Regions from separate parts of the Homo sapiens genome. Here region 2 is linked to region 1. A link is an interaction called in ENCODE POLR2A ChIA-PET data of the cell type or tissue named here. Cell type or tissue: PC-3. All regions are shown on one strand.

Evidence for each region. Peaks named below come from ENCODE experiments on the same cell type or tissue, not always from the same donor. Only the 100,000 strongest peaks of a DNase experiment are listed, where the experiment ranks them.
Region 2: POLR2A ChIA-PET joins it to region 1 with 19 read pairs; 6 of 35 experiments call an interaction of 5 or more read pairs at or near these places.

The regions. Positions count from the first base shown.
Region 1 is chr18:9,021,595-9,029,594 of GRCh38, reverse strand. No RefSeq gene overlaps it. Among named protein-coding and RNA genes, the nearest start is that of NDUFV2, 77 kb to the left of the region's middle. RefSeq lists an enhancer at 6,848-7,523. In PC-3, no CTCF peak of the experiment used is centred here; DNase peaks (open chromatin) are centred at 3,934 and 6,684; H3K27ac peaks cover 623 bases.
Region 2 is chr18:8,666,792-8,674,791 of GRCh38, reverse strand. No RefSeq gene overlaps it. Among named protein-coding and RNA genes, the nearest start is that of RAB12-AS1, 34 kb to the right of the region's middle. In PC-3, no CTCF peak of the experiment used is centred here; a DNase peak (open chromatin) is centred at 791; H3K27ac peaks cover 708 bases.

The DNA.
Region 1 (8,000 bases):
TGGAGGTTGTTATGTCATCTAGCTGCTGTGTAGTAGGGAAAGTTACAGATTGCAATGAATCTAGATCATTTTAGGAGTATTGCCATCTTATTAATAAGTCTTCTGGTTGGCTGTGGTGGCTTGTGCCTGCAATCCTAGCACTTTGGGAGGCCTAGGCAAGAGAATCGCTTGATGTCAGAAGTTTAAGACGAGACTGAACAATACAGTGAGAGAATCCATCTCTACAAAAAGTAAAAAATTAGCAGGGTGTGGTGTTGCATGCCTGTGGTTATTGCTAGTTGGGAGGTGGGAGGATCACTTGAGCCTGAAAGTTGGAGGTTGCAGTGAGCTATGACAGCCTGGGTGATAGAGCAAGGCTTTGTTTCCAAAAAAAGAGAAAAGAAATATTTTCCAATCCATTAATATGGGTTATCTTTACAAGTGCTTAGGCCTTCATTAATTTCTTTAATCAATGTTTTGTAGTTTTCAGAGTACAAATCTTACATCTCTATGGTAAATTGATATCTGAATATTTTATTCTTCTTGATGTTATTGTAAATGGAATTGTTTTCTTAATTGCCTTTCATGTTGTTCATTGCTAGCATATGCAAATATAACATTTTTGTATGTTGATCTCATATCCTGCCATTTTGCTGAATTTATTACTTATAATACTGTTTTAAAATAATTTTTAGGATTTTCAATATATAAAATCATTTCATCTGCAAATAGAGATCATTTACTTCTTCCTTTCCAATCTGGAAAGGAAGATTGTCTCACCTAATTGCAGTGGCTATAATTTCCAGACTATAATTCAATAGTGTTGAATAGAAGTGGCAAAAGTGGGCATCTTTGTCTTGTTCCTAATCTTAGGAGAAAACTTTCAGTTTTTCACCATTATTATTCATTTTTGAGTGAAATGTTCCTAAGTTCTATGAACTTTTCTAGGAAATTACTGAACCTTGGAGGAGGTCATGGGAACTCCTGATTTGTAGCTAGCAGTCAGAAATACAGATGCAGTGTGGGACTTGCAATTGGTGTCTGATGTGGGGAAAGTCTTATGGGACTGAGCCCTTTAACTTGTGAGATCTGATGCTAACTCCGGGTATATAGTATCAGAATTTGATTGAATTGTAGGACACCCAGTGGGTGTCTGCAGATAATCGAAGAACTGCTTGGTGTAGAAAAACCATACACATACTTATCCACATTTGGTATGAGGAGAAAAATAGTTTTTTCTTACAAGTCCATACCCACTCTCACTTTGTCTCCTATCGCAAAGATTGACAACTCTCTCTTGCTGTCCTGAAGATGGGAGGCAAATAATAGGTCCATTGCTCCACAGGTTCCCCCTTTTTCAAAGTAGTTCACTGTACTTAGAGCACTTGGGACTTCTGCAGTTGAATGATTAATGGACAAGTGTCTTAAACTCTAGTGTCTTTAGCCTGGTATTATGATTTTCATTTATGCAAGACAAATTCATCCTCCAATCATATGAAGAATGCCCCATATGAAGAAAAAATTTCATTAAAATCTTAAACCACTTCATTGAAAATTAATATGTTATCAATAAACAGAGGGTCCTAATTTTTATAGAATGGGAAATGGCCATGGTCTAGTACAGTTACCCTTTAGCAGAGGTCTAGGTACTCAAGGAACAGTTCTTGATCTCTGAAGAATTAGAAAAAAACATGTACAAATTTCACAGAAATTCTCAAGTTTGCCTTATAAAATTGACTTTATAAAAGCAGCAATCCAGTGCTGGTCAGAAGGTCACCATTTCTCTCTTCAGAGCCTCAGTTTTGTGTGTGTGTGTGTGTGTGTGTGTGTGTGTGTGTGTATTTTTTGTAGAGATGGGATCACACTATGTTGCCCAGGCTGATCCTGAATTCCTGGACTCAAGCCATCTTCCAGTCTTGGCCTCCCAAAGTTTTGGGATTATAGGCATGAGCCACCATGCCCTAGAGCCTCAGTTTTAACTCACACATCTAAAGCTGGAAATGTATTGATGACTAAACATGATAGGCCGTGCCAGAAGTTAATATGGAAATATGCTTAAAATATGGACCCTATCAAGAGAGAAAAGCATTCAAGGAGAAGAGAGTAGTGCAGCCAAGTACTCTGTGTGGACCATGATCAGGAGATCTGGGAATTGAAATATTACTGATCTTTGCAAGCATAAGGGGCACTGGTGGAAGCATGAGGAATATTATGGAGGGATAAATGTGAGGGAGGATGTAGATTAAAGTGTTTGAAAAATCTGGATTAAATATTAAGAGAGATGGGGTACAGATGGACAGGGCACAGGATTTTTTTTTTTTTTTTTTTTTTTGAGACAGAGTCTCGCTCTGTCACCCAGGTTGGAGTGCAGTGGCATGATCTTGGCTTACTGCAACCTCAGCCTCCTGGGTTCAAGCGATTCTCCCTGCCTCAGCCTCTCAAGTAGTTGGGATTACAGGCATCTGCCACCTAATGCCTGGCTAATTTTTGTATTTTTAGTACAGTTGGGGTTTCGCCATGTTGCTCAGGCTGGTCTCAAACTCCTGACCTCAGGTGATCCGCCCGCCTTGGTCTCTCAAAGTGCTGGGATTACAGGGGTGAGCCACCAGCCCGGCCCAGGGCACAGGATTAAGGGATATTTCTGGGACAAGGGAACTTGTTTACAAGCTGAATAGATAAATTAGTGGTCAAGGAGAGTTGACAATCTGAGAGCAAGGGAACAGTTGTTGGAAAAACATCTTGGAGGGGTTGGAAAAATAGACTAGTGCCTGAGTTTAGGAAATTGCCTTTATTGAGGAAGGACACTTCATCCTCCAAGACTCAGGGGAAGTTCAGGTGGAAATAGATATGCTGTGAATATATGACAAGAAAGCTGTGAAATAATTGTATCTTTTTGGGGGAGGGCTCGTCTACTTCTTTTTCTTGTATTCTTTTCTTCCTCTATTCTAGTTTTTACTTTGTCTACTGTTTCATTTAATTTTTCTTGCACAGTGTACTGGTAACTGAAGATAACCACAGAAAGATTTTTTTCCTCCTGCCTGTAAGTCTAATAATTTTAGAATGTCTATGACTTGTCATTTTCTCTATTTTCCCAAGAGAAGCTTTCATAAAAGGGAAAGAGGGAGCAGATCTATTTCACTGGCATCTCGCTTTTCTCTTTGAGGGCGGAGGGATGATGTTGTGTGCTGGCAGTAAGCACAGGGACTAGGGACTTGATGATTGGGGAAGATTTGGAATAAGTGGTGAGGAGGATGGGAAAGGAAATTGGCCAAAGCCAGGTAAAAGGGCTGAGAAATAGCCATAGAGGGTTGGGGTCTAACTTGGAGTTTCACAAATCTGCCCAGTTGTGCAGCTTTCTTTAGCCAGTTGGATATAGAAGTCTATGTTGTTGCATTCCAGTGGCCTAATGAGTAACATGCTTAAAGTCAAAAAAATAAGGCAAAGGAAGGCCAAAATACTACCTTCATTATGGATAAAACTGATAGTTGAAGATGTGGCTTATATAATCAAGTGGACTTCCAAATACTGATCCCTAGAATTAGACTCACCCATCAGCCATAGGCATTGCTGGGGCACCTCAGGGCCCCCACTCCCCACTCCCCCTCTGTAACAGGGAGGGTGTGGGGAGCAGGGGCCACATGGATCCAAGAGAAAGATGCCCCATGGTCATGAGAGTCTTCTCCCCAGGACCATAAAGATAGAAAGGACTCATCAGTGTGCAGTCACTGATCCTTTGTTCACAATACCTAAAGAAATGCCTCCTCTCCTGTTTTAGAAGTACCTGGCATTAAGTGCTCCATTCTATTAAAAGACACAGAAAATTAAAGTGCACCCTTTTAAACCAATACACATGCCCCATGAAGGATGTCTTTGAAATGTGGATGACAAATGGTTCCAGGCACCTGTTTGTTTGACCAAGGCTTAGCTGATCACAGATGCCTCTTCGGGCTCCAGGGTGATTCACCACCTAATTCTGCCATAAAACTACCCTTATAAGCTTTCTAGAGTTGGAGGCTACCCAGCAATGAATCAATGGGCTGAGATGCCTTATTGTCATCAGAAGTGTTCAAGCACTGGATGAACAACCCACTGTTTTAGATGTTACAAAGGAGATTCCTATGAGCACAAGAGCTTTAGAACCATAACCACCAACGAATTTTAAAATTCCAACACCCTATGGTTTAAAGGAACTGTAGTTTTTGTGAATTGAAGCATAAAGCTCATATCATAATCTCTCATCATGATGTACGCTGCTAATGCTTTCATGAACAGTCCATGGAGCAAAATGATAAAGTCTGTTCATGAATTTACTGGTTAATCTAGCATATGCAATCTAGTTAGTGTGGGCAGTCAGATGAAGAAAAATGATTATGATGAAAAGACCCCAGGGAAAGGATTTTTCTGCTTGAATAGATCAATGTTAAAATTAAATTACTTCCACTGGGAAAAGCATATCAAATTCAAGATGGAAGGAACTGCACACTAAGAAATGGTGACTAGCCCCAGCATAACGTTTCTTCAATTTTTTAAAAACCACAATCCAAAATACACTTAATATCATGATGCAGCACGCGTGTGTGTGCACATACACACACTTCTAACTATAACAAAAGTTTCACAAAACAACACTTACCCTTATTATGGGCAATGCATTCTGACATCTTCTATTATATTTGGGTTTTTAATAATTAATTCTGTTATTGAAGCATAGCAAATAGGCAGAAAAGTACATGATTATAAGTGTAGATCTTGATAAATTTTCACACAATAAACACATCTATGCAACCTATATTTTATTCCACTTCTTTTTATTTTTTATTGTAAAATATTTATATCATAAAAAGAACCATGTTAATTTTTAAGTGTATGCTTCTGTGCATTAATTACACTCACACTGCTGTGCAGCCATCACCACTATCCATCTCCAGCACATTTTTTATCTTCCTAATCCAAAACTCCATACCTATTAAACAGTAATTCCCTATCTCCCCTCCTTTGCCTCTGGTAACCTCCATTCTACTTCTGCATCTGAGCTTAACTACTCTAGGTACCTCATATAAGAGGAATCATATTTGTCCTTTAGTGACTGGCTTCTTTCATTTGGCATAATGTCCTCAAGGTTCTCCATGTTATAGCATGTGTCCAAATTTCTTTCCTTTTTAAGGCTGAGTAATATTCCACTGGATGCACACATAATCTAGATAGATAGATAGATAATAACATTTTGTTTATCCTTTCATTCATCGATGGACATTGCATTGCTTCCACTTTCTGGCTATTATGAATAATGTTGCTATGAACATGAGTGTACAAATATGATTTTTAAAAATACCAGCCGCCCCGTCCGGGAGGGAGGTGGGGGGATCAGCCCCCAGCCCGGCCAGCCGACCCGTCCGGGAGGTGAGGGGCGCCTCTGCCGGGCCGCCCCTACTGGGAAGTGAGGAGCCCGTCTGCCCGGCCACCACCCCGTCTGGGAGGTGTACCCAGCAGCTCATTGAGAACGGGCCATGATGACAATGGCGGTTTTGTGGAGTAGAAAGGGGGGAAAGGTGGGGAAAAGATTGAGAAATCGGATGGTTGCCGTGTCTGTGTAGAGAGAGGTAGACATGGGAGACTTTTCATTTTGCTCTGTACTAAGAAAAATTCTTATCCTGTTGATCTGTGACCTTACCCCCAACCCTGTGCTCTCTGAAACATGTGCTGTGTCCACTCAGGGTTAAATGGATTAAGGGCGGTGCAAGATGTGCTTTGTTAAACAGATGCTTGAAGGCAGCATGCTCGTTAAGAGTCATCACCACTCCCTAATCTCAAGTACCCAGGGACACAAACACTGCGGAAGGCTGCAGGGTCCTCTGCCTAGGAAAACCAGAGACCTTTGTTCACTTGTTTATCTGCTGACCTTCCCTCCACTATTGTCCTATGATCCTGCCAAATCCCCCTCTGCGAGAAACACCCAAGAATGAACAATAAAAAAAAAAAAAAAAAAATTCAGGCCAGGTGCAGTGGCTCATGCCTGTAATCCCAGCACTTTGGAGGACTGAGGTGGGCGGATCACCTGAGGTCAGGAGTTCGAGACCAGCCTGGCCAACATGGTGAAACCCTGTCTTTACTAAAAATACAAAAAAAACTGGCTGAGTATGGCGCACACCTATATTCCCAGCTACTCCGGAGGCTGAAGCACGAGAATTGCTTGAAGCTGGGAGGTGGAGGTTGCAGTGAGCTAAGATCACCCCACTGCACTCCAGCCTGGGTGACAGAGTGAGGTTCCATCTCTAAATAAATAAATAAATAAATAAATAAATGCTACAACAACAACAACAACAAAAAGAAAAAATAAAATAAAAAAATAAAAATACTAGTTGCAACACATTAAATTGATTTTCTTGATGTTGAAAACTCTGGTATACTAGTTCAAAAATGGAAATCAAACATATTTTTTCCTTTGAGCCTGATTAAGCTAAACAGGCCACTTTCAGACTCTTCATTTTCCTGATTTTTTGAACTCAGAAGAGCCTTAATGTGTGTCAGAAGGGATGCTGTAGGAGTGGATTTCCTTCCCTTTTGGAAGCTGCCCAGCAGTGAAACGCAATGCCTCACAGTGGGTGGGGGCGGGGGTGGGGACCCCTTCACCTAGCCACCCTCTGACACACACTCAGCCTTCCGTTGTCTCTTTGTGAAAGTGAGATAGTTTGGTAAGTCAGCCAGGTTTTGGGCGTGCTCAGGGTTGAGGTATGGATCCATAGTTCCTACACTCCCTGCTAAACAAGATGAGCTGAATTGGACTTGCTCAGAAAATTTCTGACAGTCCACAGGCTACTCTGAAAGTTATTTACCTGCTGTGACTAACATACTGTATATCTTTTCAAATAAGTTTTGTGAAGAGAAACTACTTCCCTGAGGCATGGGTTTTCTATTGCTGCATAATAAAGCACCTCAAAACTTTCAACAACAGCAGGCCTCTGGGTTGATGACTGGGCTGGGCTTGGCTCGGGGTTCCTGCTGTCTGGCCTGGGGTCACTTCCATGTCATCCACAGGCTCCAGTGGGGCTGGATGGTCCATGACGGCCTTCCCACTTGTGCTGGCTGCTGGCTCTCTGACTCTCTGGCTCTGTCATCCTGGTGGAGGCACCCAGGCTTCTCATGGAGGACTCAGGGTTCAGAAGGAGACAGAGGGAGCCGCAAGGCCTTTTCTCGAGGCTCCAGCATGGAGGTCCTATAATATCACTTTCTCCACATTCTATTAGCCAAAGCCAGTCACTAGCCAGCCCAGATTCCAGGAGTCAGGAAGTCAACTTAACCTTTGATTAATGGGTACAAATATATACGAGAGAGAAGATATAAGACCTGATGTTTGATAGATCAGTAGGGTGACTATAGTTAACATTAATTGATTATATATTTCCAAATAGCTTGAAGAGAATAATTTGAATGTTCTTAGCGTCAAGAAAAGAAAATTATTTAGAGTGATGGATATTGGCCGGGCGCAGTGGCTCACATCCATAATCCCAGCACTCTGGGAGGCCAAGGCAGGTGGATTGCTTGAGCCTAGGAGTTTGAGACCAGCCTGGGCAACATGGTGAAACCCTTTCTCTACAAGAAATACAAAAAATTAGCCAGGTGTGGTGGTGCAAGCCTGTAGTCCCAGCTACTGGGGAGGCTGAAGTGGGAGGGTCGCTTGAGCCTGAGAGGTCCAGGCTGCAATGAGCCTAAGCATGCCACCACACTCCAGCCTGGGCGACAGAGAGAGACCCTGTTTCAAAAAAAAAAAAAAGTGATGGATATCCCAATTACCTGATTTGATTATATGAATGTATCAAATTATCACATGTACTCTGAAAATATGTACATCTAACATGTGTCAATAAAAATAAATGTGTAAATAAATAAACTTGACCTCTTGATGATAGGAGCGACAAAGTCACAGTGAACCGGAGCACACACAGAGACGGGACTGTAGCCATCTTTGCCAGAGTCTACCACTCTCCACCACAATCTACCAACAATCTATAACATCCTATTAT
Region 2 (8,000 bases), 350 kb after region 1:
ATTGTTAACTATAATAACTAGGTTCTTTCTTATTTTCTTTCTTTTCTTCCACTTTCTTAGCATAAGATTGCACTATGCTACTTGCTTCTGTCTCTTACTAGTGTGACCTTTTGGGCAACTTATTAACCCTCTCTGTGCCTCAGTGCCTGAGTTCTTCCATTGTAAAATGAGGATAATAATGGTATCTATCTATTTCCATTTTACGTGTGTATTTGATTTGACAAACAATTATATAGCATTCAGGATCAGGACAAGAGGTAGACACGATGAATATCAGTGCATTTAATCCCAAAAGGGCTGTGAAAACTGTGAAAATTGTCAGAATCAATATGGAGTCACTTGTATTAAAAATCCTGGCAAATAGAGCCAGGGAAGGCCACGGAGGAAGGATTTTCATGCCTAAAAGTCCTGATAACAAAAACTATCACAAAAGACTCTGCAAAACCCACAACCTTGCACAAAGGTCATCGCAACCTTACCAAAAAAAAAATTATTCTGTGAGGACATCTGCCCAGGAACTGCCTGTTCAAACTTGGACTGGCACTACCCTGGTTATTGGTCCTTATAGCCAAGGAAAATCATCTCAAAACAATTATGTAATCCTCATTTTCCCTTTAAAAACATTTGTCTTTCTTCACCTCCCTGAATCCACACATAGTTTACCCAAGACATGCATATTCTCATCACAATGCCTATTCCCAAATAAACACCACTTTCTTTTAGCCAGCTTCTCTCTCTGTTTGTTATTTATGTTGACATAATGGTGTCAGAAGTAGGACAGAAGTGAGCTCACCTAGGGTGAATCAGCAGCCCTGGAATTGAATGTGGTACCAGCTGAGCCCTTTGTGCTCTCCACTTTCGTGAGTTGCTCTTTCTGTCCTGGTGAATCTCCTCTTGGATTCTTGGACTACTTCTGTTTGATGGGTTCCTTTTGACCTCATTCAGGATCCGATCTTATTATAAGGCCTCCTTTCATAAAGAACCTTGGGTCCGTCTTGGGACTATAAAAGGTTGTTTTTGTTTTTGTTTGTTCGTTGGCGAGTCCTTTCTGGTATAAGGGCAACGTCTGTCTGGTTTAAGTACTCTGCTTTCTACAGAATTTACATTCTGTCTGTGAGGCGTGTCTTTCGGGGTGACTTCACTTCTGGTTCTGTGTACCTAGTTTAATACTTGGTTTCATCTGCACAGCTGGGCTAAAATTTGTGTGAGCACTCTGATTTTGGTTTCATTTTGGTTTTGTTGGTTTGGGTTACACATGTCCAGAAACGAATTGACTCTTTTTTTCCCTTGCTTGTTTCTGAACATCTTCTGAGAACAAAAATAAACATTCTTTCTTATGTATATATTTATTTATTTTTGAGACATGGTCTTGCTATGTCACCCAGGCTGGACTTGGACTCCTGGGCTCAAGTGATCTTCCTGCCTCAGCCTTTCCAGTTGCTGGGGCTATAGTTGTGGCCTACCATGCTTGGCTCAAAAATAAACATTTTAAATGGTGGGCATGAGATGGTTAATTAAAAGCCACTAGGGTGGTTGCTGCCATCTAAGATACTGATCCAAACTCCTTGATAGGATTTTCTTTTCTCTCAAGAGATTAATAATAAATGAAATGGGTTCCTCAAACATTAAGGAATGCCAACTTTCTAGGACTCCAGCTGGCTACAAGGCTTCCCTTGTGCATGTTTTTAAGTCAGTGACCATCGTGGGGCTCATTCAAGCTCCCCAAGCTTGTTTTTCCCTTAGAACTGAATTTTAAAACTACAACCGACTATAGAGTCAACATGTAGAGCTTCTAAGTTCTCTATCTCTCTCTATTTTTTTCTGCCTACTTCGAATCTGCTGACTTTTTTGCTGGTGTTGAGATAATTTCACTGCTTATGGCATTCCAGGCAAAATTCTTTTTTAATGTCTTAAAGGGCTTTCAAATTAACGGCTTTACAAGTTACAACAGCTGTATGGTAACCAACAAACTAGATACCTTTTGGAAATGTTAATTTAGGTTTGCCTGACTCACAATTGCTTAGAGTGAATAGTTAATTGAAGGATTGATACTCTAAAATAAAATAACTAGATACATGTTTATAAAAGTTGGGCTGTCTTAGATCAAATGGGTCAAAATCTTGAGTTCAGAGCAATCACATAAGCTATCTTTGTCCGGCATACAAATTGCTTTGTCTGCCATATAGGGACTACATGGCGACTGTTTCTCCACCTACATTGACTAGTCAAGCAAACCAGACTAGAAACAAAAGATAGCTTAATTCAAGGCCAGTTGGAGATTTTGTTTTTTGTATATAATTCGGCTAGTCATAGCTGAAATATAAACATTTAAATATTTAACCCTAAACTCACTTGGAGCTGGAAAAAAAGGATAAAAGAGGTATTTTTTAATAAAAAATCCAAAATTTTGGTCCACAGCCTTTGTTAGACTACTTATCAGGAAAAATAAAATTTAGCCATGTGGACAGTCCCACTTTGTCAGAAATATAATTTAGATCTGACTGTCTTTTATAAATGATGTATTTGTATTATTAAGTTTTACTGTCTCATGACAAAAATTCTAAAATTAAAGCTAAAAGATCTTTACTTATATGTGTGTGTGTGAGTGTGTTTACACATGTGTTTACTTGGCAAAATCTGGCGTAGTCAGCCAGAAATCCCTTAAGGAATTCTACTCCGATTAGCTTAAATGAGCACTCATATACAATATATAGTAATTAACCGAAATGACTTTTAGTTCACTTGACTTAGGTAAATCTTTGAGCTAGTTATAAATTTGTTGATAAGACGAAAATAGAATGTTTTCAGAATTGTCAGCATACGTTTTTGCCTGATTTTACTGGTCAGGCAGGACTATATTTGTCTCTGCTACATGTTTAAAGGTCACAAAACTATAAACCCAGCCTAAAAACAGGACGATTTTTGTGTAATTCTTTGATAAATAAGACCAATTAAATATTACTCATTTCATAAAAACAGCTGTATCTCCTGAGTTTTTGAAAAAATATCCATATATTTCACTTCCAGGTTTTTTCTTAGGTGAACACCTGGTATTCCCAGGCTATAAAGATGGTTAACAGAGAAATATCTCGAAATGATGATTAGCTTTGTCTAATATCTCCGTTTTCATAAGTAATCTAGGTAGAATTGTTAAAAACAAATAACTTAGGTAAATGTAAATGGGATAAACATTTATAAATGGACTTTTCATGTCACTTAAAACCTTAAAAGTTATGTTATGTTAAATTAAATGATACTCATTAAATATCTGAGTCATTTCCAAACAAGATAAAACACAGAAGCATAAGTTGCTGCCCATAAATGTTTCTTCTTGACTTTTAGAATTTCATAAAAAAGACTAAATATATTTCGTTCTATTAATATACATAACAACTATATTTTGGGGAAACATGTTTCTAAAATTACAAAATGGTTCATATCTATAAAATACGTGACAGTCTAACATTTCTTGCTTCCTTGGTTTTCATTGGAAATTAGTGTTACTTACCAGTTAAAAATTCTAATTAATATATATGATTCTGTATACAAAGTGTACAAAAATGTTTTTGATGATAAAAATGATAAGGAAAGCATAATATATGTTCTTTATTGAGAAAAAGGAATAATTTTGTCTAAATTAAGAAGTTATTAAAGGTTGTTTCAAAATATGCACTTAGGAAGAAAATACAATAGAAACAAGATAGAAAGTAGGAGAGGGATGTGAAGAAAGTTATAGGTATAAAGATATATTATTGGTAAAGAATATTAGACAGAGAATAACTGTGTATGATAAAGAATATTATATGGTAAATTTTTGTCCTAAAGTAAAATGGTTAGTTATTTAAGAAGGAGGAAGTATAGGACAAAACTAAAATTCTAAGCATGTTGTGGAAGGTCTGTTAAATAAGAAGACTCGTTTATAAAAGGTCTGTGTAGGATGAATTTATGAGAGAAATTTTTGCATGTGATCAAGTTGGCTACAGTTAGAAGGAAATTGCTTATAAGCCTTTCTTTTTTCTTTTCTTTCTTTTTTTTTTTTTTTTTTTTTTTTTGAGACAGGCTCTCACTCTGTCACCTAGGCTGGAGTATAATGGCACAATCTCAGCTCGCTGCAACCCCCACCTCCCAGGCTCAAGTGATTCTCCCACTTCAGCCTCCCGAATAGCTGGGACTACAGGCATGTGCCACCATGCCTAGCTAATTGTTGTATTTTTAGTAGAGAAGGGGCTTAGCCACGTTGGCCAGGCTGGTCTTGAACTCATGACCTAAAGTGATCTGCCTGCCTCGGCCTCCCAAAATTCTAGGATAACAGGCATGAGCCACTGTGCTTGGCCATTTATAAGCCTTTCTAAATATTGGCTTTGATATTAAGAATACGGTAACACAAACATAAAAATTTGGTTCCATATACTAGAACAATAAGGCTTTCTTGAACTATTGAACTGCTCTTAGTAAAATTTGCAAAAGGTTTTGATTTAATTCTGAAATCTGCTTTTTAAAATAAATTTTCAACCACCTTCCAAACTGTAGCTTTACAGTTTGGAGCACTGTCTTTCTCTAGGCTTTTTTTTTTTTTTTTTTTTTCTTGAGACAGAGTCTCGCTCTGTCACTCATGCTGGAGTGCAGTGGCACGATCTTGGCTCACTGCAACCTCCACCTCCTGGGTTCAAGCAATTCTCCTGCCTCAGCCTCCTGAGTAGCTGAGACTACAGGCACCCGCCACCACGCCCGGCTAATTTTTGTGTTTTCAGTAGAGACGAGTTTCACCATGTTGGCCAAGCTGGTCTCGAACTCCTGACCTCAAATCATCCACCCACCTCATCCTCCCAAAGTTACAGGCATGAGCCACAATGCCCGGCCGAGTCTTACTCTTGGCTTTTCTTGATGTGTCAGAATTGTTCCATATAACCAGAAAATTTCCCATGCTTTTATTAAGAGCCCTGTATTCCCCTGCTCAAGCTGCTAGCTTTCTTGTTTACGTTTGTCTATAATGTGGCATACACTCATAACCTGTGGACATATATTCTTCCTGTGTCTGACTAAATTCACATATCTTTGTAATCAGGTTTGACTTCTAGGTTATCCAAACAGGTGCCCCATAAGAAGAAGCAATCACACTGCAGGAGGTTTTTCTTTACCTACTTGGTAACTTTCCGAAGAAAAAAATATTTTCTGACTTATTAAGATGATTTCCTGTGTGGCCTGTATCAAATTTTTTGATCATTCAGGAAATCAAGCAGAACAGAAATAATTACATAAGATTAAACAACTGATGAAGAAAATGTTTTTATGACTCTGTTTAACACGTTGGCTTGTTACTTAAATGTTTTGTTTTCCAGATTTAATAATTTTTTTCTCTTAAGCTATCCATAATTTATAGTAACTGGTAAAATATACTTTTGTGAACACAGACAGAAGCATTTACTTTTTTTCCTACTTGATCTCACCAGAATTTGGAAACTATTTATGAGTATTCTTATGGCAATATGGTTATTTGCATACATTCAGTAAGAATTTGCTCTCTTTTTATAATAGGATACAGTTGGAAATATTGGTTGTAGTACCAAGGCTTTGACTGGAATGTTATATTCGAGAATGTACGTAGCATACATACCTGGCTTCAAGGGTTCCCAGCATTGCAGCAAGTGAGTAAAAATTGTCACTTCCTTGCAGGCCCAGGAATCTTAAGACTATGTAAAATCTGAAATCTACCTTGGTTCGGCTTTCTAGCCTCAAGAGCCTTTAAAATTTGAAGTCTGAGATTCTTTTGTGTTCAACGTAGAAAGAAAAAATTATGTTTCTAAATAAAAGCTATGGTACACCTGTAATTAGATTGTAGCCCTGAACACTGTTTCTGAGTTCTCATTATTTACCTATAGACTAAACTAAACCCTGAATTCTTCTAGATTCCTCCAATCCAACTTTTTTCCATGGAATTACTAAAAACAGGAACTGTTCTGTTCCTGGAGCATTATAAACTGAAATTAGATGAATTTTAATGAATAAGTCTAGGGCCTGATGTATGGATCACACAGAAAGTTCACCAAACTGCCTGATGCCATAACCAGAAATATTCAAACTGCAAGCCAGGGCAAGAAGTTGATAGCTTCACACTGCAAACAGCTTTTCTCAAGATGCCTGAACTTAATGACTCCATATTATAATGAGACTGTTACCACTCTTAATGCCTACCTTGCTCACTTGGCAAGGTAATGGTATCTTCTGCTGGTAACTTGACAGAACCTGGCCTAAGAGATCCTTTAGTCAGCCTAGTGGGTGACTTGGCAACATTCCTAATACAACTGGCTTACTCTGCTTTAATTCAATCCAGCCATAGGATACTAGATGCTAAAATTACTCTATAGGCCAGGTGCAGTGGCTCATACCTGTAATCCCAGAACTTTGGGAGGCCAAGCGGGGAGGATCACCTGAGGTCAGGAGTTTCAGACCAGCCTAGCCAACATGGTGAAACCCTGTCTTTACTGAAAATACAAAAATTAGTCAGGCGTGGGGGTACGTGCCTGTAATCCCAGCTACTCGGGAGGCTGAGGCAGGAGAATCACTTGAACCCGGGAGGCTGAGGTTGCAGTGAGCCAATATCACACCACTGCACTCTGACCTGGGCACCAAGAGCGAAACTGTCTAAAAAATAAATAAATTAATTAAATAAATAAAATTGCTCTACAGTATGTGTTGGTCAAGTAAGGAAATGCCTGCACTATTGCTAATGCTACATGCTGTACCAGGATAAATTCCTCTGGGAAAGTTGAGACCCACATACACAAAATAAGAAAACGGACTACATGTTTACTACAAAGCTCACTTAATTCCCTGTGGTCATTTGACTTATTCAATTTGGTTGTCTTTAAGCCTAGGTTTATGGCTCAAAACTATTATACAAATTGAGATTATCATTTTACTTCATATTTTCTTTTTTAAGCTTTGTACTTGTTACTTGTTAAATTCCTGCATAAGTACAACAGAGTAATGCTGGCCCAACACTTTGAGATGAAGCTAACACCTACAGAACAGACAAAATTGAGCTTCACAGTGGACTCTGGGTCCACTGTGGGCCTAGCATGAGATCCACTCCCTCCAACCTCTTTTGTTGCTCAAATGTGGCTAGAAGGGTTTTGATGCTGACTCCTGGTTACTAAACACTTCCTTCCAGCGGGGACCAGACCAGACCGAACTGGGACAGGTCTGTCCCAGCACCAAAGGACAATCGAAATCTAACCACAATCCAGACACAGTGGCATGTGCCTGTAGTCTCAGCTCGTCAGGAGGCTGAGACAGGAGAATCACTTGAACCCAGGAGTTTAAGGCCATCCTTAGTAACATAGCGAGACCCTCATCTCCAAACAACAACAACCTAACTACAGAACGATTGATCAGCAGTGCTTTTGGAGAAAGATTTTGATCAACAGGGGAAAGTGTGAAAGTTGTCAGACTCAAAGAGGAGTCACTTGTGTTGGAAACCTTGACAAACAGATCTGGGGAAGGCCATGAAAGGAAGGTTCTCATGCATAAATGTCTGATAACAGGAACTATCACAAGAGGTTCTACAACACCCGACGTCTTACCCCAAAACTATTGCACCCAAAAAACAAAAACTACCTCTTCAAAGACATCTGCCCAGCCACTACCTGTTCAACCTTGGATTAGCACCACCCTTGTTAATTGATCCTTACAAGTCAGATAATTATCTGACTCAACAATGATATGATCCTCCTAATTTTCCCTTTAAAAATCTTAGTCTTCCTTTACCTCCCTGAATACACACATAGTTTACTATGACACACATACTACCATTACAGTGCCTATTCCCAATTAATCATTTTCTTTTAGAGCATCTCCCTGTCTGTTATTTAGGTTGACAAGACTAAACGAATACAGTTTACACACAGTGCATAGGGCAGAGTGAGTGTGCAAACAGTATCAGCTAGCATTACTATTCCCCATCTGCTCATCCACCTCTTTCATCCCCACCTCTGTGAAGT